7 separate regions of the Homo sapiens genome follow, and regions 2, 3, 4, 5, 6 and 7 are each linked to region 1. The links are chromatin loops, found by intact Hi-C in ENCODE. Cell type or tissue: PC-3. All regions are shown on one strand.

Evidence for each region. A loop is a pair of places that touch in the nucleus more often than their neighbours do. Peaks named below come from ENCODE experiments on the same cell type or tissue, not always from the same donor. Only the 100,000 strongest peaks of a DNase experiment are listed, where the experiment ranks them.
Region 2: it touches region 1 in a loop (18-fold over the local background); 47 of 110 quality-filtered maps call a loop at or near these places.
Region 3: it touches region 1 in a loop (7-fold over the local background); 8 of 110 quality-filtered maps call a loop at or near these places.
Region 4: a loop joins it to region 1, with 14 times the contacts of the local background. A loop is called at or near these places in 19 of 110 quality-filtered maps.
Region 5: it touches region 1 in a loop (3-fold over the local background); 3 of 110 quality-filtered maps call a loop at or near these places.
Region 6: a loop joins it to region 1, with 7 times the contacts of the local background. A loop is called at or near these places in 2 of 110 quality-filtered maps.
Region 7: it touches region 1 in a loop (2.8-fold over the local background); 5 of 110 quality-filtered maps call a loop at or near these places.

The regions. Positions count from the first base shown.
Region 1 is chr11:129,116,097-129,120,096 of GRCh38, forward strand. The region is part of intron 5 of ARHGAP32 (Rho GTPase activating protein 32); the gene reads right to left. Among named protein-coding and RNA genes, the nearest start is that of ARHGAP32, 74 kb to the right of the region's middle. In PC-3, a CTCF peak has its summit at 1,698 (motif pointing right); DNase peaks (open chromatin) are centred at 305 and 1,705; H3K27ac peaks cover 714 bases.
Region 2 is chr11:129,749,354-129,753,353 of GRCh38, forward strand. No RefSeq gene overlaps it. Among named protein-coding and RNA genes, the nearest start is that of TMEM45B, 64 kb to the right of the region's middle. RefSeq lists enhancers at 691-1,192, 1,193-1,692 and a silencer at 1,480-1,579. In PC-3, a CTCF peak has its summit at 1,679 (motif pointing left); a DNase peak (open chromatin) is centred at 1,648; H3K4me3 peaks cover 405 bases.
Region 3 is chr11:129,228,012-129,232,011 of GRCh38, forward strand. It overlaps a transcript of ARHGAP32 not described here. Among named protein-coding and RNA genes, the nearest start is that of ARHGAP32, 38 kb to the left of the region's middle. In PC-3, a CTCF peak has its summit at 2,157; no DNase peak of the experiment used is centred here.
Region 4 is chr11:128,883,167-128,887,166 of GRCh38, forward strand. No RefSeq gene overlaps it. Among named protein-coding and RNA genes, the nearest start is that of KCNJ5, 6.2 kb to the right of the region's middle. In PC-3, CTCF peaks have their summits at 1,733 (motif pointing right), 3,400 and 3,605; DNase peaks (open chromatin) are centred at 1,745 and 3,405; H3K4me3 peaks cover 626 bases.
Region 5 is chr11:129,016,972-129,020,971 of GRCh38, forward strand. The region is part of intron 11 of ARHGAP32 (Rho GTPase activating protein 32); the gene reads right to left. Among named protein-coding and RNA genes, the nearest start is that of TP53AIP1, 76 kb to the left of the region's middle. In PC-3, a CTCF peak has its summit at 2,236; a DNase peak (open chromatin) is centred at 2,110; H3K4me3 peaks cover 1,909 bases; H3K27ac peaks cover 1,434 bases.
Region 6 is chr11:128,954,233-128,958,232 of GRCh38, forward strand. No RefSeq gene overlaps it. Among named protein-coding and RNA genes, the nearest start is that of TP53AIP1, 13 kb to the left of the region's middle. In PC-3, a CTCF peak has its summit at 2,415 (motif pointing left); a DNase peak (open chromatin) is centred at 2,409.
Region 7 is chr11:129,189,523-129,193,522 of GRCh38, forward strand. It overlaps ARHGAP32 (Rho GTPase activating protein 32), which reads right to left and starts at 2,803. Exons shown (of 23, transcript NM_001378024.1): 1 at 2,561-2,803. The coding sequence starts at 2,676. In PC-3, no CTCF peak of the experiment used is centred here; a DNase peak (open chromatin) is centred at 2,319; H3K4me3 peaks cover 315 bases; H3K27ac peaks cover 1,942 bases.

The sequences.
Region 1 (4,000 bases):
TGTTTCTGCTGGGGGAAAGGGAGGCTACAGAGAGACAGAGAAAGAGAGAGTGAGAATGTGTGTAGTGTGTCTGTAGTTGTGGGAAGCCAACTTGTTAGCTTACTAGTAGGAAAACATCTCAGACTCTTCACAGTTTCAGACTCAACAATACTATAAGTAAACTGCCTGTAAATTATGGCTGACTCCACTATAGATATATTTTTTCACAGTCCAACCACTTTTACACATCTAATTCTTGGACTGAATAATCTCAAACGAGATACAGTGAAAATCCAGTACTTAGATGACAGTGGAACTGATGACTCACTATCTGAACATTTCATTTCAAATTCTCTCCTGAAAGGACAATGATTTCCTTGTATAAGAGGGAGTATACTGCAGAACATGCAGAAAAGTAAGGCTAAGATTTTTATTTCTTTTGAGGAAAACTAAACTTTGTGGCCAGGGTGAGAATAAAATTAGCATGGGTTTTATTTCAAATGATTACACATGTAGTAACAGTACTTCTGTATAAGATTTTTTTAAACTGAAAATATGTACAAGTTAATTTTTCAAACTGCAAGTGTCTTAACAAAATGGGGAGAGATAACCTTTTCATTAATTTATTTTTATTAATGATGAAGGCTTAACTGATAGGAAGTACTCAGGTGAAGTCAGTATCCACTGCCTCAATCCTGACAACACTGTCCTTGGGTCATCAGGACAAGTATGACTTCCCACATTTTAAAGATGATTATTTGACTTTACCTAAGTGCTTCCCTAGAACTTCTGCCTTTCTCTAAAGCCCTTTAAAATGTACTGCACAATTATTATGTCATTTAATTCCCATAATACTTTATGATATAGTTAGAATAGATATATTTGTTTCTATTTTACAAATGAGGAAACTGACGACCAGAGACATTAAGAATTTACTTAAGATCACAATGGAAATTACTTAAGGTTACACTGCAGTATTATGTATCATACTTTTTAACCTTCAACTACATTAAAGATGCGAGATACTCTAGAACCATCATTTACTCCTTTTTGTTAAAGTATTAGTTGAGTCAGTCTATTCTTTTCTAGCAATACAAAAGAACATGCAGAATGGCTCTAGTGTCAGGCCGCCTTGATTCAAATACAGTCCACAAAACGGTTTAAGAACTTGAGTAAGTTCTTAAACTCTTTTTACCTAAATTTCTGTACCTGAAATTGTTGTGGAGCGTAATTGAGACAATGTGGAAACAGTATTTGATATAATGCCTGGCTCAGACAAAACATTCAATAAATATTGGCTTGTATTTTTATTGTAATTCTGATTACTACTTTTTAAATGAAACTTCAGGCTTTTAAAATTGTTTGCATTATTACCCCTCAATATTCCTACACTCAGGTCAAACTTTACTACTTCTTTCCGCCTTCCCAGCATCAAGGCAGAAATGCATGTAATGATAGAAAGCCATGACAGCATTTTCAAGTCCCTTGCAGGCAGCTTGCATATAGAAAGCTCGAGACACAGATATTAAATTCATACTTTTCCTATTCCTTATTTATACAAAAACCTGAACTCTACCATTCAGGTTAATTTAACTTAATGTTTTGTATGAAATTGGATAAAAAGAAACACATCAAGTGATAACTTCAGATAACCAGATGATAAAGAAAATACAAATCAAACATATCCTTTTCCCCCCCTACACACTAGATGGCGGTACAACACAAAGCACAGCAGGAACAGCGCTGCCTCAAACTCATCATTTCTTTGCGTGTTACAAGAGATTCCCCCCGCTTCTTACTGAAAAATATTTTGTGAAATGTGAATTAACCTTTGTTTTTGGACTGCAGAATAATACAACAGGGAAAATAAGTGCAGTAACAATAAATTTGCAGAATTTTAAACTACATGTGGCTTTACTTAAAACAAAAAGCCCCTTCTAGTAATTATTTTTTTGTGAAATTTAAATTTCTCTAAACTAAACATAAGACATTTATGAATCAAAACCTGTAGAATTTGGCCAAACTACTATTCACAGGAAAATATCCAAACTTAAATGCACTTACTAAAAAGTAATACCTAAAAACAAATGAATCATTAACAATACCTGTTGCATTCTATTTCTCTAAAGCAGAGATTAAGTAGTATATGTTGTGTAATATTAATATTTGACAAAGTTGGTTTATGACGAAGCTAGTTTTTGAGAGGCAAATCCTAGTAGGCAATACGCATTATTCTCAACTCTTTTCTGGAAAAAAAAATATAAGAAAAACTAAACTTTCAATTCAAGAAACAAAAGGAAAGTTTATGCTTAGAAATTAATGGTATGAAAAATACAGAAAAAAAAATTTGGTTGATCAGTAAAACCATAAGCTGGTTCCTTGATAAGACCAAGATTTAATAATATCTTGTGTACAACTTATAACCCATGAATTTAAAAAGCTAAATTAAATGAACAATTTTTAAGAAAATATAAATGATAAAAATTGATCTAAGGAGATACAAAAGAACCTAATGAGCAATAATCAAATCATAAGTTGAAATGGTAAGTAAAGATGGCAAAGATTAAGTCCCCAGTTGGGAACCAGTTTCAAAAGGTTTTAACAGGAAAATTCTACTAACCCTTCAAAGAACAGGTAATTCCCATTTACACAAACTATTCCAGTGCATTTATTTAAAAGGGGTGGAGAATGGGATAGGGGAGCAGAAATTCCCCAGACTTAGGCTAGTGGGACAAGTATAGCACACAGGTTAACTTCACCAACAAACACAGATGCAGAAATTATAAAATCTTAGTAGAGTGTAAAAAAGGAATTTGTTTTTAAATATATATATAACTCAGCATAATGTGTCTCAGGAATATAAAGATGTTTCAACAAGCTACTTCTATTACATGAGCAATTATCTGTACTAATTTTTACAGATATTAATAGCTTATTCAAGCTCCATGGAAGTAGACTAAAATAAGAATATGGCATGGTACAACCTATCCTCCCCCGTGCTGTTATATCTCTGTTCCTCTCCACCTTATCACAACCTCAATCAGAACTCATAGTTCATCTACAATTTCTTAGCTTGAAGGAACATTAGCTGTCACCTAGTATTCTAGGGTATCTAGGAACCGTACTTCCTTTTCAGTGTGAAGATAAGGAAAGCAAGACCAAGGCTAACTGCACCAGCTGGTCATACCCATTCTACACCACACCAGCACCTTTCTCCTCAGCATATTATCTCTCCTATACTACACATTACAACTGAATGTACCAAATTGAGACTTAAACAGGATGGTTACATAATTTGTTTTATAATAAATACTCATAAGGAATATATATTCTTATCATATAAGAACAAATTTAAAATGATTAATAAAAACAAAATAGTAAAACAGCATTTTAAAAACCAATTGTATCTCTTCTTCAAATATAAACTCATTCATCCATTCATCTCATTCATCTATTATTCATTAAACAAATATTTATTGAGTAGTTTTTATGTGTCAATCACTGTTCTAGATGTTGAGGGGAAGAAAATAAATAATAAAATATTTAGCATGCCGAATGGTGTTAAGTGGTATGGAGGGAAATAAAACAAAGAGAGGGAGATGAGGAATGCTGGTGACTATAGTTGCAATCTTATGTAAGGAAGGTGCAGTCTGGGAAGATAGCACTGGAGCCAGTACTTTTAAAAGAGGAGGTAGCAAGGTGTGTGGCTGTCCTAGAGGAGCATTTTAAGTAAAGGAAACAAAAAGTACCAAGGCCCTGAGAAGGGGGTGAGCATACTGGCAGAAAACAAAGAGGCTACTGTGGCTGGATCACCCTGTCTGAGGGGAAGAGAAGAAAGATGAGGTCGGAAAGGTAAGGGTACACTCTGTAAATCCTTGTAGAGAAGTTTCAGAAATCTGGCTTTTACTCTGAATAAGATGAAAACTAACTGGAGAGTTTTTAAAAAGTGACATGATTGGACTTACATTTGAAAAGAATCATTCTTGCTGCTGTGCCAAATATAGAAGGCTATTGAAATAAT
Region 2 (4,000 bases), 630 kb after region 1:
CGACTGCCTTGCAAGGAAGGATCTTGCAACACGCAGCCCGAGAAGAACCTTTCAAGGAGGACAGGGGAAGACTTTATTTTAAAAGTAGTGACTGTTTCAAGGATCTACCTTATGAAGTAAAAGTGAACTTCTTGCTCCAGTAAGTAATTTAAAAGACAAATACGTTCACAGACATACATAGCAACAATGAAGAAACCATAAACCATCACACCAGTTGTCCAAGGCATAAACTGTCAGTGTGGTTCCAAGAGACATTGGCTTGGTTTGGTTTTGATGGAAATCTCTGTATTATCTATTTTTTCCCTAAATGCAAAGTGAAGAGTGTTTTTATCCTTCCTTTATTCACTCAGTGAACACCTACTAAGTGCGACCTCCAGTCCTCAGGCTGCATGCTGGAGATTCAAAGGTGAATATGAACTCAATGAGATGACAGCCCAGAAGACAGAGATGGATAAGTAAATAGTCTCAAGTGCAGTGAAAATTTTGGATTTCTGGGATAGGCGCTATTGATTCTATAAAGGGGACAAACCATGAAGGAAGAGTTAGACGAACCCAAAGGCCATCACGGAGGAGGCAGTGCTTCTGCAACATTGCGAGGAACTGCAAGTAGTATAAAAAAGCAACAGCAGGCGTCGGGGAAAATAGTGAGAATGAACACTGGACATGGATGTGGTGGCACACCTGTGGTCCCAGCCACTCAGGAGGCTGAGGTGGGAGGATTGCTTGAGCGCAGGAGGTTAAGGCTACAGTGCGCAGTGATTGTGCCACTGCACTCCAGCCTGGGCGACAGAGAGAGACTCTGACTCTAAAAAAAAATGAAAATAAAATAAAATATTAAAGACGTAGACAGGAGTCAGATCATGGAGTAAAAGAATTATTCCATTAATGCAGCTCTTGTAAGCACTTCCATCTGACGTAGCCGAGGACTTGATTCAAAATCCTTTCTTTGACCTGCATTGCCTAGAATTCTCCGAGAGAAAACAAGCTTTGCAGACTCTCAAAGGGAATGTCTGGCCATGGTGGAACGCGGGCCCTTGGAGGACTGGCCGGGGCTATGACTCTGGAAGCAGCAAGGGAGGCAAGTGCGCAAGCCTCACCGAGAAGGGAAGACCAGGCTGCTCTCAGCTCTCGGCCGGGCTCCTCACACACCGGAGTGGGCCTAAAGTTCGAGGAGCTTCTTTCTCCTTTTCTCCCCGCAGTGCTTAACGTCTCGGGCCACGGGCTGCCAGCACTCACCTTCTGCCGAGGCCGCCCTGCGGCCTCCCTGTTCTGAGGCCCCTGCCCCTCCCTGATGAAACTTCCTCGGTGCTAACTTGGCAAGAACAGGCAAACGCTGCTGTGCTTCCCTTTGCCCATGAAAAGAATGAGGTTTAGGGGAGGCTCTGCACAGTCCTGTGCTGCCCGGGAGAGCTGAGCAGAAGCTGTTGAAGCCGGCCTCCTGGACTGAGCTTGGTCCAGCAGCCTATCCACGTGAGAGCCCTGGCTGTCTGGAGGCACAGGGAGCGGCTGGGCCTGCAGCGTCCCACCTGGAGGGAAAGGACGCACCGCGACGGAGGCGTGGGCCCTGCGCCGGTGCTGGGCAGGCGGCGGCCGCGCGCCCGGGAGCCACGCTTCTCCGGCGGAACGCGGCGCCCCCTGGCGGCAGAACGCTTGTGGCCGCCGTTACGCTCGTGTGGAAACAGCGCCATCTGCCGAACGTTCTGTCACATTGCTGATTGGCCCACACAGATTTTGTAAGGATTTTTCCTTCTGCTTGCTTAAATCAGGCCGTCCTGAGCCTATTCAAAGTGTACTTTTGAAATGAAAAAAGAAACTGACTGTACAAGATGTTTTGCTCGCTGGAAAAACGAGGATGAAAGGAAAATGGGTAGCGATTATCTGAATAACATGTGCTTCCTGTCTGTAGTGAGGTGTGAACATGGTGGGGCCGCACGTTGCAGAGGAAAACGCATGCATTTTGGAGTCAGGCAACTGCAATCAAATTCTCACTAGCTCCGTGAGCTAGGAAAGTTACTTAGCATTTCTGAGCCTCATTTGTCCTTATCTGTAAAGTAGAAGTACATTTACCTTGCAGCATTGTAGCAAAAGTTAAATAAAATAATGTGCATAAAATGAAAATTAAATGTGTATGAAGTAAATCAGATAATATGTATAACAGGTAGGCTTTAAAGTATAACATAAAAATATCACATAGACATTTTTCTAATTGTTAGAATCGTGAAATATTCCTGAAATGGATTTATCAAATGAGAAGATGGAATCTCTCTGAGGTATTTTTAAATTTTCTCTACAATGGTTGATTCTGACCTTTCTGTAAAAGACGATCTATTTCTGGGCACAGATCCTAGAAGCAGAATTCTGCCAAAGTGAGACTCCACTAACATTTATTGAATGTCTGCCACATGCTAGACACTTTCAAAGATGCTCTTTCATTATCGCCAGTAAAATCTGAAGCTTCAGGATCTATTTCCTCTTCCCAGCAGAAAGTTTTGCCAGGAATATTAGAACCTCTTTTTTACAGCCTCTCAAGTACTTTCAAGATTACTCAGAAAATCCCAAAACTTTGAACAACCCAAATGCCAATTAACAGGAGAATCAATGATAGTACATCCATACAATGAAACATTACTGGGCAATGAAAAAGACAAACAACCAGATAAACACCGCAGGAGGGACTCTCAAATCTGAGGCAAAAATAGAAAGTCAGGCCAAAAATATACTGTATTTGCATGAAGTTCTAGAATATGAAAACCTAAATGATGGAGATAGAAATCAGAATCGTTGTCCACACAGGATAGGGGTGGGGATTGACTGCGGAGGGGCACTAGGCAACTTATGGGGTGATGGGCATGTCCTGAATGTTGATCTAGGTGCTGGTTGCACAGTTATGTACAGGCAGTGGTGTGCTGAAGCCTGCTGGCACCATCAAGAGAGTGGACTGTTAATTTTTCAGGATGTTTGCAAGCCAGTCAGCATCACATTGATAGCTTGGAATCCACCGTGGTGGAAATATTTATACTCCAGAAATTGGCAAACACTACAAAGCAGGGCTTTTTTATCCCACCAGAGAGCCAGTTGTAAAACATGTATGAACACACAACTGTATATATTTGCCAAAGCTCATTGAATTATATATTTCAGATCTATGCATTATACTGTATGCAAATTATATTTCAAACATGGGGGGTGAGTACAAGCTCTCCGCTATCAGAGTGTGCAGAGCACAGCTGGAGGCCCATGCTGAGCAGCTGGGGAGAAAGGTTGGAATCAGTCATTTCTGGAATGGAAAAGCAAAATTTAAGAAGTCTTTTCAGTCATAATGGGTCTAAAGCAAGAAAGCAGATCAAAATACATAAGCCTCAGAATAGAGGTGCAAGACTGGGTCAGCATTTTGATAATGGCTGCACAGATTGCAAATCATCAGCCTCACCTTAGCAAGGAGGAACTGGAGGCCCATATCAGAATCCAATGTTCATCATCTATAATTTTATTAATTTTATTCTTTAAATCATCACACAGGCCAGGCACAGTGGCTCACACACTTTGGAGGCTGAGACAGGTGGATCGCTTGAGCCCACGAGTTTGAGACCAGCTTAGGCAACATGGCGAAACCCCATCTCTACAAAATACAAAAAATTAGCCAGGCACGGTGGCACATGCCTGTAGTCCCAGTTATTCAGCAGGCTGAGGGTGGGAGAATCACCTGAGCCCAGGAGTTTGAAGCTATAGGGAGCCATGATTGTGCCACCGCACTCCAGCTTGGATAACAGAATGAGATCCTATCTAAAAAAATATATATATATATATATATATACACACACACACACACACACATTTTTTTTTAGTGTACAGTTCTATAATTTTTACATATGTATAGATTCACATAAGCACTGCCACAATCAGGATTCAAAATAGTGCCATCACACCCCTAAAAACTCCCTCATGTTTTCCCTTTATAATCACAGCCTCTCCCATTCGTAACTCCTGGCAACCACAGATC
Region 3 (4,000 bases), 110 kb after region 1:
ACTGAAATCACACAAACTACGCTCTCTAAAAACAATGGAACAAAATTAGAGATTAATAACAAGGAGATCTGAGAGATATACAAGTAAGTGGAAATTAAACTCACTCCTAAATAATAGGTCAAAAAAGAATTCAGATGGGAAATAGGAAAATACTTTGAGACAAATGAAAACAAAAACACAATCACCAAAACTAATGAGATGTAATGAAAGCCACACTTAGAGGAAATGTATAGCTGTAAATGCCTGTATTTTAAAAAGTAGAAAGATTTCACATCAATAACCTAAAATTTAAAAACTGGTAAAAGAACAAACTAAATTCAAAGCAAGCAGATAAAAATAGTAAAGGTATCAGAGCAGAAAGAAATGGAGAACAGAAAAAAATAAGAGTAAAATCAACAAAACCAAAAGTTAGTCCTTTTAAAAGGTAACAAAATTGATTCTTCCTTTTAAAAGACAACAAAATTAACTATTTTTAACCCATTTAAAAGATAACAAAATTGGAATACCATGTAGCCATAAAAAGGAAAGAGATCATGTCCTTTGCAGGGACATAGATGGAGCTGGAGGCCATTATCCTCAGCAAACCAACACAGAAACAGAAAATCAAATACCACATGTTCTCACTATTAAGTGGGAGCTGAATGATGACAACACATGGACACAGGGAGAGAAACATCACACACTGGGGCTTGTTGGGGAAGTGGGGGAAGGGAGAGCATCAAGATAAGTAGCTAATGCATGCAGGCTTAATACCTAGGTGATGGGTTGACAGGTGCAGGATACCACCATGGCATACGTTTACCTACATAACAAACCTGCATGTCCTGCACATGTATCCCAGAACTTAAAAGTAAAATTAAATGTAAAAAAAGATAACAAAATTGGCAATAAACTCCATTAAATAATACACGTAATTTTATTAAATAGTCACAACCACCTATGAAGGTACATTTGGCTATGCCCAATTCACATAAGGTTGTGAGTTATTACATCACTTACCCTAGGACGCAGAACAAGGGGAAAAAAGTTAAAATTTAAGCCTTATGTTTTTTACAGAATGCTGTACCACCTGGACAAGTTTCTGGATTTACAAAAATCTAAACTCTGTATTTTAAAGAATACAATTATCTTAACTGAACTTGCTTTTGTCAAATATAGGCTTTTAATTATACTATTCTTTTGGCTTAACTTGGGCATTATTGCAAAACATTAGTCTTCATTAACTTACTAACCTCACATACTTATAAAGTGTGTACTGACAGAAAACCAAAGGGAATTTGTATAAACAGATGCAATTTATTTATAATTAAGGCAGAGGTCACATGTAAATATTTGAAATATTTGAAAAAATATATACAAATTATATTATTTAAATAATTTTCTGGAAGTTATGTTTATATTAATTAGTGAACCTTTGAAAAAACTTTTTCCCCTAATTAAACTTTTTACTACTCGCTCAATTATCAAATGCTACCAATTATCAAAGAGCTAATTCATATCGTTTTTACACTATGTTAAGTCTATACCACCACTATCACCACTACTGTGCAATCCCAATGCTGCCTTAACTGCAAATTTAAGGCTGAAAAGTCTATAGAGCTCTAAGAACACAAAAGGTAGCGTAGTGGAGAGGCTATCGACTAGGCTAGGGGCCACAGGAAAACCACGATATATCTGAATCCCTTAAAATGAATCAATGTTTTTAAAAATCCAATTACTTAAGGATTTTCACTTGCATCACTTTTGGTAGAACAGTCTGAATATTAAGATATATATATGCATAACATTAATATGGCCCAATTCCAAGCAACAATTTTTTTGGGGGTGGGAGGCAGGGTCTCACTCACCCAAGCTGCAGTAGAGTGGCGCGATCCCCTCACTGCAGCCTCAACCTTCTCCGACTCAAGTGATCTGCCCACCTCAGTCTCCCTAGTAGCTGGGACCACAGGCATGCCACCACACCTGGCTAATTTTTGTAATTTTTATAGAGACAAGGTTTTGCCATGTTGCCCAGGCTGGTCTCAAACTCCTGGGCACAAGCGATCTGCCTGTCTCGGCCTCCCAAAGTGCTGATTACAAGCACGAACCATTGTGCGCAGCCTTAATATATTTTTAAGCTGCTAAATGAAAAACGAAGTTATATGCTACTGAAGAATTGGGACATTGGGTGGCACTCTTGTAAAAGAAATAATTACTGTAACATACAGGTTGAGAAAAACCTAAAGTTTAACATTATACTGCTTGGCCAATCCAAATTATTTAATAAAATCTACTTTAAAAGAAATTACTTGTTTCCCAAATCCACCATCCATGTCTTTGAGGAAATGTTTCAGATGTTATTGAAAAAAGTAGTTGTTTTTGGACGTGGATAAAAGTCAGGAAGCATTTGTCTTTCCTCTCCCTAATCTCTCTCATTTGAGTTTACAGTGAGAATACAAGCAGAAACATACAATGATGCAATTATATTCCATAACATATTTACTGTTTTATTCTACTTACTTTTTTAAAATTTGGTTATAAAATATCTCACAATATTTTGTTAAATATGGAAAAAGCAAACAAGTTTAGTATAGGCATTGTGTCTTCTCCAAGCTATATTAGTGACATCAAATTAAACTAGAATATATTTTTAAAATATTATTTCTCATGTATAATATTTCACAATAAGTATGTGCCTGAGAGTAAAACTTTTTAAAATATCTTTGAGCTAAATTATTTCAACAGGAACCATATCAAACATCATACATCAAATCAATAACTGGTTAACTTGTAAAATATAAAAATCCATAAAAAAGAGCCCAAAATTTAATATATTATCCAATACCATAAAGTAATCATTTTGGCCAGGCACGGTGGCTCACACCTGTCATCTCATCACTTTGGGAGGCCAAGGTGGGCGGATCACTTGAGGTCAGGAGTTCGAGACCAGCCTGGCCAACATGGTGAAACCCCATCTCTACTAAAAATACAAAAATTAGCCGGCCATGGTGGTGGGTGCCTGTAATCCCAGCTACTCGGGAGGCTGAGCAGGAGAATCGCTTGAACCTGGATAGCAGAGGCTGCTGTGAGCCCAGACCACACCAGTGCACTCCAGCCTGGGCAACAGAGTAAGACGCCATCTCAAAAAGTAGAAAATTTAAATTTAAAAAGTAATTTTTCATTTTTACATAGCACATACTTTGTGTTTCTTGTGCAAATATTTACTGTTTGTTATTGTTACGGTTTTCTATTGAGACATCCTGCCCTATTTTTGACAGCTATTAAACATGTGGCTAATAATTTTGTTTTCTGATTACAGATGAAATCTCAGTACAGACGCACTTTTTTGTTAAATACACTAACAAGGAAGTTAGTGTATTTCCAAAGAAAATGCAAAATGCTTGGAATATCTTCAACATTCTCAAATGTAAGTATGATGTGTGACCGGCAAACAAATTATATACAACTTTAAATTTTTAAAAAACCTAGGGAAGTCCTGGTTCCAGTAACAGTGGAGTAGCTTGTATTTCTCCAACAAATTCTAGTTCTTCAATGGATTCTAGCTCTCCGACATCTTACAAAAACTGTCAACTGTGGACAAAACATTACACAACCACTTAAGAAAATCAGAGGCCAACTATAAAAGTAGTACACCTAATGGGATACTGTATAAAGGTTTGTCAGTCATCCCAACTGAAGACAACTTTGAAGGGCCATCCCAATTCAGAATTCCCTAGAGTCAGCTAAGGCCTTTCTTAAGACTGCCTCTCATGCCGGTAATCCTAGCACTTTGGGAGGCAGAAGCAGGCGAATCACTTGAGCCCAGGAGTTCAAGACCAGCCTGGGCAACATTGAGAAGCCCCATCTCCATAAAAAATACAAAAATTAGCCAGGCCTGATGGTACACACCTGTAGTCCCAACTTCTAAGGAGGCTGAGGTGGGAGGATCACCTGAGCCCAGGAGGTTAAGGCTGCAGTGAAGTCATGATTGCACCACTGCATTCCAGCCTAGGTGACAAAG
Region 4 (4,000 bases), 230 kb before region 1:
ACTCACTAAGAGAAGATCTGGCTAGTTTCCAGAAAGGAAAAAGAGGACCCGCAAAAGGATCAGGAATGAAACTTGCTTCGGGCTTCTAACAATATAATTGAAATGTGGAAGAAGAAGAAATCCCTCTAACATACCGAAGAAAAATAATTTCCCATTTAGAATTCTACACCTGCCCAAGTTGTCAATTGAATAGAATAGAGATATTCTCAGATATGCAGAATCTCAAAATTGTACCTTGCCCACTCTCTTTCCTAGGAAGCAATGGTAGGACGTGTTCTTCCTAAAAAGTAAGAGAGTGAACCAAGAAAGAAACACGCATGGGATTCAGGAAACAGGGGATGCAATATGGGAGTGAGGCAAAGCAAACAGAGATGCCAGGAAGCCAGCTGTGCGCTAGGCAGAGAGGGCAACCAGGCCAGACCAAAGGGAGCAGAAGGCACCAGGGAGATTTCTCCAGATGGAATCAGTAGGACTTCTGGTGCATCTGGACATCTTGAGAGGAGATTGAAATGGTAGGTGGAAATTTTTGCATTGAAATTGGTGATGAGGCCAGGCATGGTGGCTCATGCCTGTAATCTCAGCACTTTGGGAAGCTGAAGAAGGCAAATCACTTGAGGTCAGGAGTTTGAGACCAGCCTGGCCAACATGAGGAAACCCTGTCTCTATCCAAAATACAAAAATTAACCAGGCATGGTGGCGCGTAACGCACACCTGTAATCTCAGCTATTCAGGAAGCTGAGACAGGAGAATTGCTTGAATCCAAGAGGCAGAGGTTGCAGTGAGCCAAGATCGCACCATCGCACTCCAGCCTGGGTGACAGAGCGAGACTCCATCCCCCCAAAAAAGAAAAAAGAAATTGGCGATGAGAGCAAACACAACTACACAAACCAAACCAAGACAATTAATTAGTCCCTCCAGAGAAGAAAAAGAGTTGTGCAGGAAAGACAAAGCAATCTGGTTTGCTGCATGGATCAGCTACATACAAACAGAACTTTATAGACATAAAAATATTAAAACTGAGTATTCATCCAACCAAAATTGTGACACAGCTCCCTTGCTGGACGAGAAATGGGAAGTATGTGAGCACGTGGTGGGTTCAGGGGAGGAAAGGGAGCCACGTTTCCATCTTCAGTGGTAGAAAGTTCATAGGTCGTCTCTGAAGATGGAAGCATCTATAAGTATTACTAGAAGGGTGTCATTTACAGACAAAAACCAAAGGGAAAAAATAGCCAAAAGAAATGAAAGTGATGACCTCTGCAGATTGGAAGATGGTCAAAGAGGAAACCCAACTGCTTTTGTTTCAAATTATTTAGAAAAATGTGATGCTTCAAATATATTACTTTCATATATCACTTTTTTTTTTTTGACACGGAGTCTCGCTCTGTCACCCAGGCTGGAGTGCAGTGGCACGATCTCGGCTCACTGCAACCTCCACCTCCCGGGTTCAAGCGATTCTCCTGCCTCAGCCTCCCGAGTAGCTGGGACTACAGGCATGTGCCACTACGCCCAGCTATTTTGTGTATTTTTAGTAGAGACGGGGTTGGTTGGCCAGGATGGTCTCGATCTCTTGACCTCGTGATCCGCCCGCCTCGACCTCCCAAAGTGCTGGGATTACAGGAGTGAGCCACCGTGCCCGGCCAATATATTACCTTAATAAAACAAAAACTAAAGATCAAGGTAAGTAAATACATGTGTTCTACCTAGTGTGAAATCTCTTTCAAACACTAGATGGTGCTGTTGCCCCCCTTGTGGAAACCACACCGGGGCAGGGCAGGTGCTTGCTGGTCAGCATGTCTATGGAGTTTTCCACAAAACAGAATTAAGAGAGTTGTTATGAAAAAAGTTAGGAAGGAATTAAAGTTGTTCATTTTCTTTCCTTGCCAAATAGGAGCCCACTTCACTGGATAGGAAGAAAAACATCATTTGCCCCTAGCGGTGCAATAACTGGAAGCTCAGCGCTGGGCACCAAGCTGAGTCCTGGGGCTAAGTGCTGTGCCCTCTAGAAACAGATGTTGACTCGATAAAGTCAACTGTATGGCCAGCTGTGGCAAATGCCTCTCTCAGGCACCTGGGCCTGGACTCAAGAGTGAGAGGAAATTCAGGAACGGGAAGCTTGTTTCAGGGAAGCTGAAGCTACCATTGGTGCTCCCTATGGTCAGAATTCAATGGCATTAAAGGAACAGTGAATTTGGGATCATCCAATGACAAGTGGGAAGCTTATGCACTGGGAGAAGTCAAGGCATCAACATGAATATCAGGCCACTTTCCCAGAGAGCATGTCTGTTTTGAGTTGTGAGATGAATAGGAGGCCTCTTTAACACATCCTGCAAAGTCACTAATGACAGCTTGATGGCCTGGTCAATGATTAGGGGTTTTTTTTCCCATTGGCCCTATTTTCCATGACTTTTCTGGATCTGTACTTACCTACTTTGGACCTCTGCTGTGTTGCACACAGGTTTCATGGGATAAATACTATGAAAGAAATATTCTATTAACGAGGGACGCCGGCACACTGGCCACTCAATTTTCTTGCCACTCTTCCTTTCCAGGTCATTCTGCCACCCCAGCCTTGCTGACCTCCAGCCATCCTGATCACTCCTCTATCTCCTGTTCTGTATCCTTCTCCCTCTGTCCCAGATCTGAGCATAGTTCCCAGCTCTTGCCTCTTCTCCTTCTCTCTCCACCCTCCTCCAGATACCTAAATTATTTCTCAGAGTTTCAGTCTTCTCCTCTCTGCGGATGACATTCCAAAATCTCCACCCCATCCTCAACTCCCCCGTCATCACCAGACATCCATTCCTGCCTCTTCTCAGACAACTCCACTTAGGCAATTAGTGGAGTTGCCACTTTTTGTGGAGTTGCAATTAGTGGAGTTGCAATTAGTGGAGTTCTCACCAACCTTCAGTTAGACATGCATGCAGCATGTCTAGAATCAAACTCAGCAGCTCTCCCGTCCCAGTCACCTACTCCTGCTAATTTTCTCATTCCTGACATCAGGCATGCACGCATTCAATAAACATTTACTTGGGTTTTAAAAAACAAGGTTTACACCCTTAAGGAACTTGTAGATTGCAGGTAGAGGAGAGAGACAGGTCACAGAACCCCCAACACATGTGATCGGCGCTCTATCAGAGGGAAGCGGAGGGGTCAAGGTGTCCACAGAGGAGGGGATCTCAGTGCCTCTGGAGATTCAGGGGAGCTTAGCCCAGCTCAGCTCCAAGCCATCCAGTTTCATTCCTCTTCTCCTTTGGGCTCCTGTTGACCCTTTCTCAGCCACATCTTCTACATCATGCTCTTCCAAGCCCCAGTGTGCATAGTCACCTGGAGAGCTTGTTAAAAGGCAAATTCTCTTTGAGCAGGTGGAGGGTGGAGCCTGAGATTCCGCATTTCATACATGATCCCAGGGGGTGGCACTGTTGCCGCCAGACTGTGCAACCCACTACCCGTCCCAAGGCTCTTTCTTCCTTTGCCTTGTTGCAGCCTTATCACCTCAGGCCAGCACTAGGGCCCAGCCCACGAACGCTCTCCCTGCCTCCAATCCTAGACTGTGCAATACAGTAGCTGCCAGCCATAGTGCCTACTTAAATGCAAATTAATTAAAATTTAAAATTCCCTTTCCTATTCACAGTAGCCACATTACACCTAGGCAGTAGCCACAATGCCACATTATACAGACAAGATATCAGGCATTTTCTTCATTGCAAAAGTTCTGTTGGGTGGCACTGCACAATAATCTCAGCTCCACCTAAACTAACCACAAACTGACTACCAGCCTCACCACACTCTCAGCTCCTTGAAGGCAAGTTCTGTATTTGTCTTGTCATTTTTCTCTAAGTGCAGAACCTACCCCATATCCTTTCTTTCATTTGACAAATATTTATTGATCATCTCCTATGTAGCAGATGCTGTGCTTAGCACTGCTAAGGGGCACCCAGAGGTGAACAAGACAAACAGGGTCCCTGTCATTGCAGAGGTCACAAAGCACGTGCTCCATAAGTCT
Region 5 (4,000 bases), 99 kb before region 1:
TTATAAAATGGTGTTTTCTAAATTACATTTTCTAATCATTTATTATTGGTGTACAGAAATGCAATTAGCATGGTTGCAAAGGGTAGACTCAGGAGTCAGACCTCTGGGGTTCCAATCTTGCCTCTGCAGCTCCTAACGGTATGATTATGGAGAAATATTTAAATTCTCAGTATTTCATTTTCCTCATCTATGAAAAAGTTTAGGCCAGGCATGGTGGCTCATGCCTGTAATCCCAGCACTTTGGGAGGCCAAGGCGGGCAGATCACAAGGTCAGGAGTTCGAGACCAGCCTGGCCAACATGGCGAAAACCTGTCTCTACTAAAAATACAAAAATTAGCCGGGTGTGGTGGCGGGCACCTGTAATCGCAGCTACTCAGCAGGCAGGAGAATCATTTGAACCTGGAGGCGGAGGCTGCAGTGAGCTGAGATCGTGCCATTGCATTCCAGCCTAGGTGACAAGAGCAAGACCCGGTCTCAAAAAAAAAAAAAAAGAAAAAGAAAAAAAAAGTTTAAAATAATAACTACTGAACAGCATTATTGTGAGAATTAAATGAGTTAAAATTATAAAGCACTTAGTGCTAGACAGAAAAACTTAATAAATGTGCTATTGTTATTTTTGTATTATTTATCTTTTATTCAGCAACCTTGCTGAACTCTGTTATTATTTCTTAAAATTTGACTGTAGAATCATCTGGATTTATAAATCTGCAAATAATACACATTTGATTCTTCCCTTCCAATCCTTTTAATTCTTTTTGTCTAACTTCACTGGACCTCCAATAAATGCCTCTCTTGTTCCTGACTTTAAATAGATTATTTCTTATGTTTCACCATTAAGAATAAAATTCACTTGGGTTTGTTGGGTAGAAACCTTAAATATACAGAAATTACCTATCCCCAATTGCTAAGATATATAAAAGGAACAAGTGTTGACCTTTATCAAATGATTTCTCTCCATCTATTAAGCTGATATTTTAGTTTGTCTTGTTTAAGTTTTGAATGAGGTACACTAAATTTGTAACTACTTTCTTTTCTTGCTTCTGACTTTGTTTTTTATTATTATTTTTATTTATTTATTTATTACTATACTTGAAGTTCTGGGATACAAGTGCAGAACGTGCAGAAGGCTTGCTTTTATGCTTTTATATTTTTAAATACTTTTATACTCCTACTTTCCTTGTATCCTTTGCAGTGACATAAATGAGTGCAATAGACTTGAAAAGGCAAGTGGCAATTTAAAAAAATAACAGCCTTAAGCCAGGGCAAAGTTCCGTCTTAGCAACTGTAATAAATGTAAGAATACTGTAAACATATTAGATGTGAACTTCTAGTAAAGGAAGACAAACACAGAAGAACTGTATTGGGTGAAAGCACCAAGAAAGAATGGAAAAACAACAATAGGCATCAGCAAATACCTTAAATAGCAGCAAAGAAAAATGACATCGATTTACAGTTAGAGTCTTAAGTAAGTAGTTGAAGTGAACTGTGTACTTAGTATTTTCAAATTTATTAAAAGGAATATTGCCAAGAGTTGTAAAACTAAACTTATCTTTAGCAAGCATTGTTATATGACCCAAAAGGATCTTTAGGCAACTGAGAAAGTTTCTGAAAAACTTTAGTTCGCATTCATCTTGGGAAATATGTGATATGAATCTTACTCAGTCTATAGCCTTGATTATATCAGTTAAATTAGTGTAAGCTTAACCAACAAAGCTTTTATTTACAAATAACTGGACTCAAATTAATCTGTGATTCACTAGAGTAATAACTCTACAAATCTTTTAAATAAAAATTTGTAGGTAGTTGGGCAAGATTTCAATATGCAATGTAAATATTAAAGGAACTGAACAAATACTTTTTCCAATAATACAGAAATATTACAAGTATTCTATAGAAAAATATACCCTTTTGAAACTTTTCCTTTTTATAACACAAAAAGACTTTAACATAAATAAGGCTTTCATATCATTATGACTAATGATATAAAAGTTCTTTAAGCCAATGACTAAAAATACACATGAATAACTCTGGCGATGTGTTTTTCCAGTTTTACAAAAAATATCATTCAAATCAGAGTAAAGGGGTTTCTTGCAAAGTAAACCCAGCCAAGTTTTGTTTGATGGAATAAGGACATGCTGAAGAAATTCTGTCACTGACTATTCCTATCTCTGTGAATCTTCTGGTCTGTTTTGTGATAGCTCTGCCCTCTCTCTGGCACCACCCACTGACCTGCTCCCAGTCCTACAAAGGCAGTATGAAGGAAAAGGTAAATCCTAACCCAGATAGTCAACAAAAATTGAAGGAAAATCTAGATGCTACAGTAATACCATAACGATAATTATTGTATACATAATGATTATTGAGTGCTTACTATTTTACTGTGTGCCAGGGCTTTACATGTATTAACTAATTTAATCTGTTTGTATTAACATCACATTCAAAATAATTCACATTCAAAATATAAACAAGTCTCTAATCATCCGAATTACCTCCTTAAAAGTTGATATCAAAAGAACAGGTATGTTAAATAAATTCTAATTATCTCCCATCACATTCTGTGTAATAACTTAAATGTAATAAGTTATCAGAATTACAAAACTTTATTCCTTTCCTCTCTTCTATATATCTATTTCTAATTATCAAGATAATTTATTATTCATATTTCAATTCATTTTCTTTAGTTTATTCGGTAATATCCTATAATATCTAAATACACAGTTGTGTGTGTGGTAAAAACATGTAGTAAGCATAAAATGTTAGCAATCCTATTTGAAGATTTAAAAATACATCCTTGAACCAATGACCTAGTCATTGAAAGCTTTTATTGTTTTCCAATAATAAGACATATAGTCTAATTAAGGTCATCCATCCAATCATGACATCATTGGCTAAGGTATGTGCTAGTGAAAAAGTACCAGACCAAGAATGTGGAGAGACAGTTTTAATCCCGATTCTGCCAATAACTCACTATAAGATTTTAGAAAAGGAAATTAAGCAGTTTAGACCTCAGATTAGTAATATGAAAAATGAGAAGTTTAACCAGACAATACGATTCTAGATTTTAATGAAAATACCTGAGAAATCATAAAGTACTCTGAGAATGTATGAAGTGTCAATAGCATACAAAGCTCTAAAATCTAAGAAACATACCTTTAGTTTAGGGAAATTTATCAGGAGAAAAAAAGACATCATTTAAAACGTCATTGGAGAACTTTGTCAAAAAAAATTAGGTTCTCTAAATCATCTTGGAAAAAGGCTGGTATAAAAATTTAAGATAAAAAAATCACTGTTAAAGGTTATTAAGCATATTAGGTTTAACACTTTTTAAATTAATTTTAATTATTTAGTTCCATGAATGCTTAGTAGTAATAAGGAGTCCTTACATAACTAATTTACATAACATGCTTATAACTGTTTCTTGGACTTGATGCTTGTACTACCTTTAATTGCTAAGGACATTCACAGTTGCTGGTCATGCCATATGGTATACTGTTGTTTACTTCTTTATTTGCTTGCAAGTCCTTGGTCAACAGTACAATGGTCACTTATAATATTCTTTGTATTAGAAAATGCCACATACTTTATAAAAATTATTTTTTGACATAGGTTTCAAGAGTTTACTGCAGTAAAAGAAAAATAAGGTAAATATCATCTGTATGTTCTGAACTTCTGAAAACTTATAATCTATCAGGTTGACGCTCACAAAGCAAAATTCTCAGTGTCTCTCTAGGAACCACTTTTTAAAATCAGGAATATAACAGTTTTTCAGCCTTGGGCTTCATTCCCCACTCCTATCCCAAGTATATGTCAAAAATTTTTTTTAGATAAATTGAGTCTTGAATTTTAATGTACTACAAAGCTATTGTAGAGTAGGAAAGTACAGAATCACTTTTGATCAATATATCACAAACAACTTTGGAAGTAAGAGGAAAAAAACACAGTTCTTTAACTGATGTATATAACAGCTGCAAGGGCTGTCTCAGAAAAGCTATCTGGGACC
Region 6 (4,000 bases), 160 kb before region 1:
CCAGCGGGGTAAAAAGGTATGTTCAGACATGAAAGGTTACAAAAATTACTTCCCTTGCACCTTTTCCCACTATAAAGAGAGAATGGCATAAGACAGAGGAAAATGGGATCCAGGAAACCAGGGATTCCTCTCCAGAGAGGAAAAGGGAACCCCACAGTTATACCAGCTGTGACTCAGGCCCAGAGAAGAGCTACTCTAGATTTGGCAGGAGGGTGAAGCATCAGCAAGCACTCCAGGAGAGAGCTCTCTTACCTGCCTCTAAGAAAAAGAACACGAAGAAACAGATCCCCGATATTGGGCGGAAATGTACACTTCCACAGCAGAGGCTGAGGATGGAGGAACTGGCACACAACAAATACTATTGATTAAAGGGTTCTGGACTAACTAGCATAGGAAAATGGGGATGGGGAAGCCTGTGTGTGTTGGCGGGCTGCGGAGGGCAGTGGCCTGCATTAGTGAAGAGTGTTATCCTCTTCCTCCTTATTAGGAAGTCGGTACAGATCGTCTAACACGGAAAAATCTAGAACTAGCATATTGTCTAGACATAGGGTGGTAAATACCAGAAGAAACATCCAAAAGAGTTTGAAAAGTTTGTCTCTGAGCAATAGAAAGTGAGAAATGGGAACTGCTGTTTTATCATAAGCCTTGTGATTCGATTTGACTTTTAAAACTAATTACTTGCATTATTTTCATTACAGAAAAGCTGTGCTACAGATGGCAGCTGTGATGGTGTGAAAATCTTCAATTCTATGGCACTTTGGACTAATTCTCACATCCCACTGGCCATGGCCTTACCTTCCACTGTGCGGTATTTCACTCTTCTCAGAGCATTTTCTCGTAGGTTACTTGATGCGTCCCTCAACAGCCCTGTGGGAGTCATGACACAGTTTCTATCCCCATTTTACAGATAGAGCGGTAGAGGCTTTGAAAAGAAGTAACTTACCAAGGTCACATGGTCAGCTTCCTCAATTCCATGTGGAATCCAGCAGGTATAAATAGAAGAGTCACATAGTTCTTAATAAAGAAGCTATGACTAAAACCAAAAATTTCTGACACTTAGTCCAGGTTATTTTTAACTAAATGATGTATCCTGAAATGTTTTGTTTTTTGTTTGTTTTGTTTTTTAGATGGAGTTTCGCTCTTGTCACACAGGCTGGAGTGCAATGGCACTATCTTGGCTCACTGCAACCTCCTCCTCCCAGGTTCAAGCAATTCTCCTGCCTCTGCCTCCTGAGTAGCTGGGATTACAGGCACCCTCCATCATGCATGGCTAATTTTTATATTTTTAGTAGAGACAGGGTTTCCCATGTTGGTCAGGCTGGTCTCGAACTCCAGACCTCAGGTGATCCACCCACCTCGGCCTCTCAATGTGTGGGGATTATAGGTGTGAGCCACTGTGCCTGCCCCCTGAAATTGTTCTGAAGAGTTGCTCTGTGAATAAAGTGTTCCTTGATCCCTGCTGTATACTTCCTCTGAGAAAGTACTATGGGATCCCTGCTGTATACTTCCTCTGAGAAAGTACTATGGTGTCGTGTGGATATCTAAGAAATGATGCAGTTCAAAGCAAACCAGTTTAATCCCTTATTTTGTAAACCTATGAGATCATGCCACCTTCTCGGGGAGGGGTGGGGTTGGAGAGATTCCCATTAACACTGAAGTTCCATGAAGTGAAACTTGGATGATTCTGACTGGGGCCACGTTCAAGCCCAGAACCAGTGAGCAGAAGTGGCAGGTCCTAGAAGGGAGACTGGAGGGATCAATCTTCCCCAGGAACAGTGGCTCCTAATGTGCAGATGAAATGGAATCACCTGGGAAATTCTGTTGGCAATACAGGTTCCAGGGCCCACGAAGAGACGACGGTTTGGTGGCGCAAGCCTGGGAGTCTGTATTTTTGAAAAGCTCTGTGTGGGACGCGGAAGCCTCCAGGTTTGGAAACTCTGCTGGGGCTCTGAAGCCCTGCCTGGACTTAGCATCTGAAACTAAAAAGCCAGGGTCTAGATGCTTCCTACCATTTTCTAAAAATGGCAATAAACAACACTTGAGAATTTAAAAGCATGAAATCATCCTTAGAAATCATGGACTCCCATAATGAAAGCAAACCACCGCTTGAGTTCTTCTGATTTTTATCCAACCTGTTCATCTTACCCTTCTTTTTTTCAGGGCAACTTCCAAAAAAAAAAAAAAAAAAAAAAAAAAAAAAAAAGCAGCGTATCAGCTATCCTGATCAGCGTCCAGCATTTGCTGCCTGGTCACTGCCCTTAAAACTACCTTTGTAAAAGTGGGATCAAGAGATGAGGAAGAATCACACCGAGTCACCTATTCCATCCCATATCTATCTTACCAGGAAGCTCAGTGAATCTTTCCAATCAACAGGAACACTGGTGAGTAAAAAGCGTGTCACTAGCACCATCTGGTGGCTTCTTAAAAATACCAATTTCTATGCAGTAGGCATGTTGAGTCTCCACACATGAAGGGACTCCTTGTGGTTACAAAGGACATTCCTTTCCTTTCCAAAGGCTGAGTTTAGGCAAAATAATAAAGTTTGTTAAAGTGACTGTTTCCAGCAACCCCTTCCTTTCTTAGCTTTATGTATGTGTGTATGTATTTAATAAGCAAACATAGGTGAGTGCATGCCATGTGTCAAGCTCTCATGGAGCTTATGAGCTAGCGAAGGGATAGAGACAATTAATAGATAAACCAATAAGTAAAAATACTTCTGAATGAGAAGTTCTGTTTGGAAAATGAAGAGGGTGATGTGATCAAGTGACTACACCAAACTGGGTCATCAAGGCAGGCCTCTGACGCAAGACAGGGAGGAGGAGCAGCCTTGCCTGGCTAGGAAAAGCACTCAAGGCAGAGGGCACAGCTTGCACAGGAACCTGGAAGAGGAGATGAAATCAGAGAGGCAGATCTCACAGGCCAAACTGAACCATTTGGATTTAATTTAAGGCTCCCGGAAGTCTTCGGAGGGGCAGGTGCCAAGAGGAGCGAGAGGGGAGAACGGTGCCCCAGAGGGGAGGAGTTGCGTGCACTGGGCAGCTGGGCAGGCAGCTCCCCTCCAGGCGGCACAGGACATCTCCTTACGGCTCCACAAACATCACACAACCTCAGGGTTGGGAGGGACTTCCAGGTTTGCTCCAATTACCCATTCCGTGTCTCCATCCCCCAACACCACCTTTGCTTGATGGTCACCCATCTCTGATCGCTTCCACCGCTTAAGGTCCATCAGAACAAGCCTAAGTCCTTTTCTTCTGTGAGCCCTGCATATACTTGGGCTGGCTCTCATGCTTTTCCTTTCCCTCCCAAGCCTCCTCTCTTTCACTGCCACATGAGTTATAGGTTAGCTGCATGTGCTGCTGAGGAGCTCGAGAGGTGCCAAAGGAGCTCGTCAGGTGCCTCACTGGACAATATGGATGGCTTTGGACTAGCAGTCAGTCACATTCTCTAAGGTGGGGAACCAAAGGTGCCACTCGTTGCAAGAGGCAATCATACCAGAAAGCCAAGGAGATGACCCAAGAGTGGGAGAGGACATTGTTCTGGAACCTACATCTGTGATTAGTGTAGCAAAGTATTTTTTGAGTCCAATGTTGGATACTTTTTCCTAGCCTCAAGGAAGCTACTCCTGCATGTTTTAGCTTTTTAGGAGAAGGGTCGTAAAAATAAGAGAGCCAGTATAGCCTTTAGGAACCTAATAATTACAAAACACTGGCAGGAACAGAACCATCTCCCACCATAATCAAAGTAAAATACTTGCAAAGTGGTACCGAGAGGAACACCCAGGAAGGGGGGCGTCTCTATTGCAGGACCAGGCAACTGTGAAATTCCGTCATGGCCACTCCTTTCAGAGGGTTATTGTGGCTCCTGGGATTCAAGGGCATATGGGGTATTGGGAGTCCAGTAACTTTATAGGGTGTAGGTAACATCACTGTTGTCTTCTCTAAAACTCACGTAACTTAGAGAAGCAGATCATTCAGGAACTCAAGTTTTCCTAGATTTTACT
Region 7 (4,000 bases), 73 kb after region 1:
CAGGGATGGATTTTTCTAATCATCTCTAGGAACTATTTTATTCTAAGGACTAAATATTCTAGTCTAATAACTATTTTACCACAGTGACAAGGTAGGTAATAATACCGACTACAAATAAGAAATCAGAAAATGAAAGATCTGTGAGTCAATGGCAGACAAATTTAAACTACCACCATGAAGGAGACCGGCAACTTCCCATAGTGAAAGAGTGTTAATAAAAAGGATCCTTTCCTCCAACTGAGTCCAAAAATAAATGCTATTTCAAAAGCTACTGGACAAACATTAACTTGTCTCTGAGACTACTTCCTCCTAAAGCAGATGGCACCTGGAAGCACCAGAAGCCTACATTCTAGGTGTGGTATGACTTTACTCTCTTAGCCATGGTGCCTTAAGTTACACAAGAGCAGGCTTTTAAGAGTGCATTTAAAATGTAGTTTACAAGCTATTCAGGGAAAAAGAAAAGTGCACAATCTTTTGCCCTCATCTCAGCTATGTGTGTGTATGTGAATGGAAATGTAACCAATACGACAGCTTGATGTCACATGTATTTGCAGAGATTTTTATAAAAACACAGTAAGACATTTTTAAAATTATTACATTGATTTTACAAAAACAACTGTCATACCACACTGAGTCTACTATTTGGTCCTCCCAAGGTTACAGCTGCAACTCCTATCCGACCCTTCCCCTTCCACACCCATGCCTCCATTTTCCTGTAGGGCATCTCGGCAGGAACACCACCACGAGGTTGTGAAACCACTCTGCTGCCACATTTCCTCATGCCTCACTGCTGAATGCGTGAGAGACACTACATGAAATTGGGCCTTGCCCAGACCTCTTTGTTACATTTGTAAATAAAATCAGATCAAATCACAAAGATATAATTGATTTAGGAGAGCCATGGTGCTATTCAGATAGGAAATATAAACAGAAGAGAAATGCCCTATGGTATCATAGTTTCCTTAAACAACACATCACTAGCTCAGTTTCTCAGAGTGAAAATGCTGTCACATACTCCCAAGGAAAAGAAGAGCTCATCCTTACACAAATTTGCTTTTAACTGTCAAAAGAAAATCCCAGAGAGACGCCCACTGCCTTACAAGTAAATCTAGGATTACAGTACCAAATCTGTTATAAAAACAACAATGAAATAAGTTCCAAGTTGTTTCTTCCTTTGACAAATACCCAAATAACTTCCATAATTTGAATACCAGGTCAAAAAGTTTTATTACAAGCAAAACAAATACTTCAGTCCTACTCATTGTTAGCAAGACACAAACCATATTAAAAAGCAGAACATGTGACTAACAATTAGCATACCTTGGAAGGGAAGGGACTTACTCAAATTTGAAAGGCTAGATAAAATTATGGGAAAATGAGACAAAAGTTCAGACAAAAAATAATCATATGCTAATAATTCATTTTTATACTCTGAAAATTATTCTTTTAAAATTTTAAATATACTTCTCATTTATTTGAACCCCAGAGTAAAAAATTTAGTGAGGGTTATCAAGAGTTCCCAATATTCAATCCCTTCCATCATTTAACCTAGACTTTAAAAAATAAAATTTGTGGATAAAGAAATCCTTTGACTCGAGAAAAGGAGAAACTCTTTTTCAGCATTAAACACAAAGACAGTATCTGATGAAAACAGTATATTCACCTATCCAAGTTCTCATAGGTAAACTTATAAAAGATGTTTAATTGCACATGTGAGTGGCAGTGATAATATGCAGCAACAAACTTCAAACTTCATCAAGAGATTTTTGTGATACTCAAAGGTATTACATCGCTAACTCTGAAAGAAAAAGAAAAGCCAGAATAAAGCCCCCTAAAATTTGCAACAGTACAACAGAATGAATGAAACATTGGTTCTGTTTTCACAAACTGGTTAAGACATCTTTCTTCACCACAGACACTAAACTGAGAGCTGCTTCATCAGGAGGCATCCTCTAAAAACTTCAATTATGAAGTTACTAATACTACCAGAGATTCAAAAACCAAGAGAGATTTGGGGGAAAGGGGGCATGAGATACAAGATCAGAGACAAGGGTAAAGATCAAAGCCACAAAATAACCAATCTGTACTTAATCGGAATTTTTCATACCCATGCATAAGGCAAACAAAGCAGGCAGGCAGGCAGGCACGCACACACACACACACACACACACACACACCACATTCCAAGAAAAAGAGGAAGAAAAATCTATTAGATACAAATTCAGATCAAATCTATTTGATACAAATCAGATACAGGAAGGGGTAGTAGTTCATTATGAGTGTCTACTTGAAATTCCTGAAAGGCTACTACAAAACCTGTCTAACACCTTCTCCTCCTGGCGTTCTAACAAGTCCTTTAAAATGCATTTTACAAGTTCAGGGCAAGTTGTGGAATGAGGAGTGCTATATACAACTCAAAACCTGCTCCCTTGAGCTCCAAACCTTCCCCCAGAAAACAGAAAGTCTTATTGGAAAAAAGACCGAAATGCAGAGAAGAAAAAGGGGTGCGGGTGGGGGTAGGGAGTGGACAGGACAAAGGAACTGTGAATTCCATAATCACCTGAACTTCTCTTCCCTTTCTTCCTCTTCACAGTCAGTCACCTGGATTATAACTTCAGACTCCAACCAGAAGACACTGTCATCCCCTAAAGTGCTACTCTCACTTTCAGTCTCCATCTTGTACTTAAAAAACAAAAAAAACTAAACCTCCAGGCATGGAATAAAAAGCACCAACATTCAGGTTGTTCAGCTCTACTCATGTATACTCAGATGTGTGTCTGGTGCCCTAGTGACAGGTACTGGTGCTGGTTTAATTACAGTCAGGGTACAGACAGGAAATCACAGGCAGCACAGTCACTGCGTCTGACTGCCATACTGGTGACACCTAGACCCTCCCACTGCCTTAGGCTGCGTGACCTACATAACCAAAAGCAGAATCTAAATGAAGGTGATTTTTTACTAATTATTCTGTAATAATGACTCTTCTCAAAGTTTCCACTTAATAAGTTAAAAATAGGTATTTTCAAAATGCAGGCTTTATTTGTATCCTTTTTTGATCTCGGACTCCAGAAAGGTAAATAGAAAACTAGAAAGAATAACACCATCCACTGGCCAAGCACATGAGAAGCACAGTTATAGATCTCACAGTTAAGGAGGCTCACAATAAGTAGAGAAGATAAGTATGCTCTAGGGACCTGCCTAGGTTCATGCCTTCCAATATTACACCCATCTTTCCTTCCTCTCAGTAAGGACTGCCATATGCATCTCTGCTCAAGTATCCAGAGTGAGACATAAAAGCTGGGCTTGTCCACAGTCCTTGAAAGAAAAAAGTTTAAGTGTCCCAAGTTCAAAGATGCTGACAATCACATCAAATAAAAGCATGCAAAGTTTTACACATTTAAACTGCAAACAGTCATGGTGGCAATAAAATGACTTGCTGGGAAATGAGTGAAAGGTATAGCATCTATGACTGTCAACAACACAACTGTTACTTAGAAAAGAGCCATGTTGACAGAAACTACTGACCTGCTGGATATTCATGGCTATTTGTCTTTTACCAAGCAGCAACAAACTGCAAAGCCCTGACTTTCCACTGTATCTGATTTAATCAAAAATTAAGAAGACATCTACTGAAGTCTTCTTGAATTTTCATATTTGAAAAATAAAGAGCCAAGCACAGTGGCTCACGCCTGTAATCCCAACACTTTGAGAGGCTGAGGTGGATGCATCACTTGAGCTCAAGAGTTCAAGACCAACCTGGGCAACTTAGCGAGACCTCATCTTTATGGGGGGGGGGGGGGGGGGGCGGGAAACAGCCAAGTGTGGTGGTGCACCCTGTAGTCCCAGCTACTCAACAGGCTGAGGTGGGAGGATCGCCTGAGCCTGGGAGTTCAAGGCTGTTGTGAGCCATAATCACGCCACTGCACTCCAGCCTGGGCAACACAGCAAGACCCTGTCTCAAAAAAAAAAAAAAAAAAATATATATATATGCAGGTCCCTA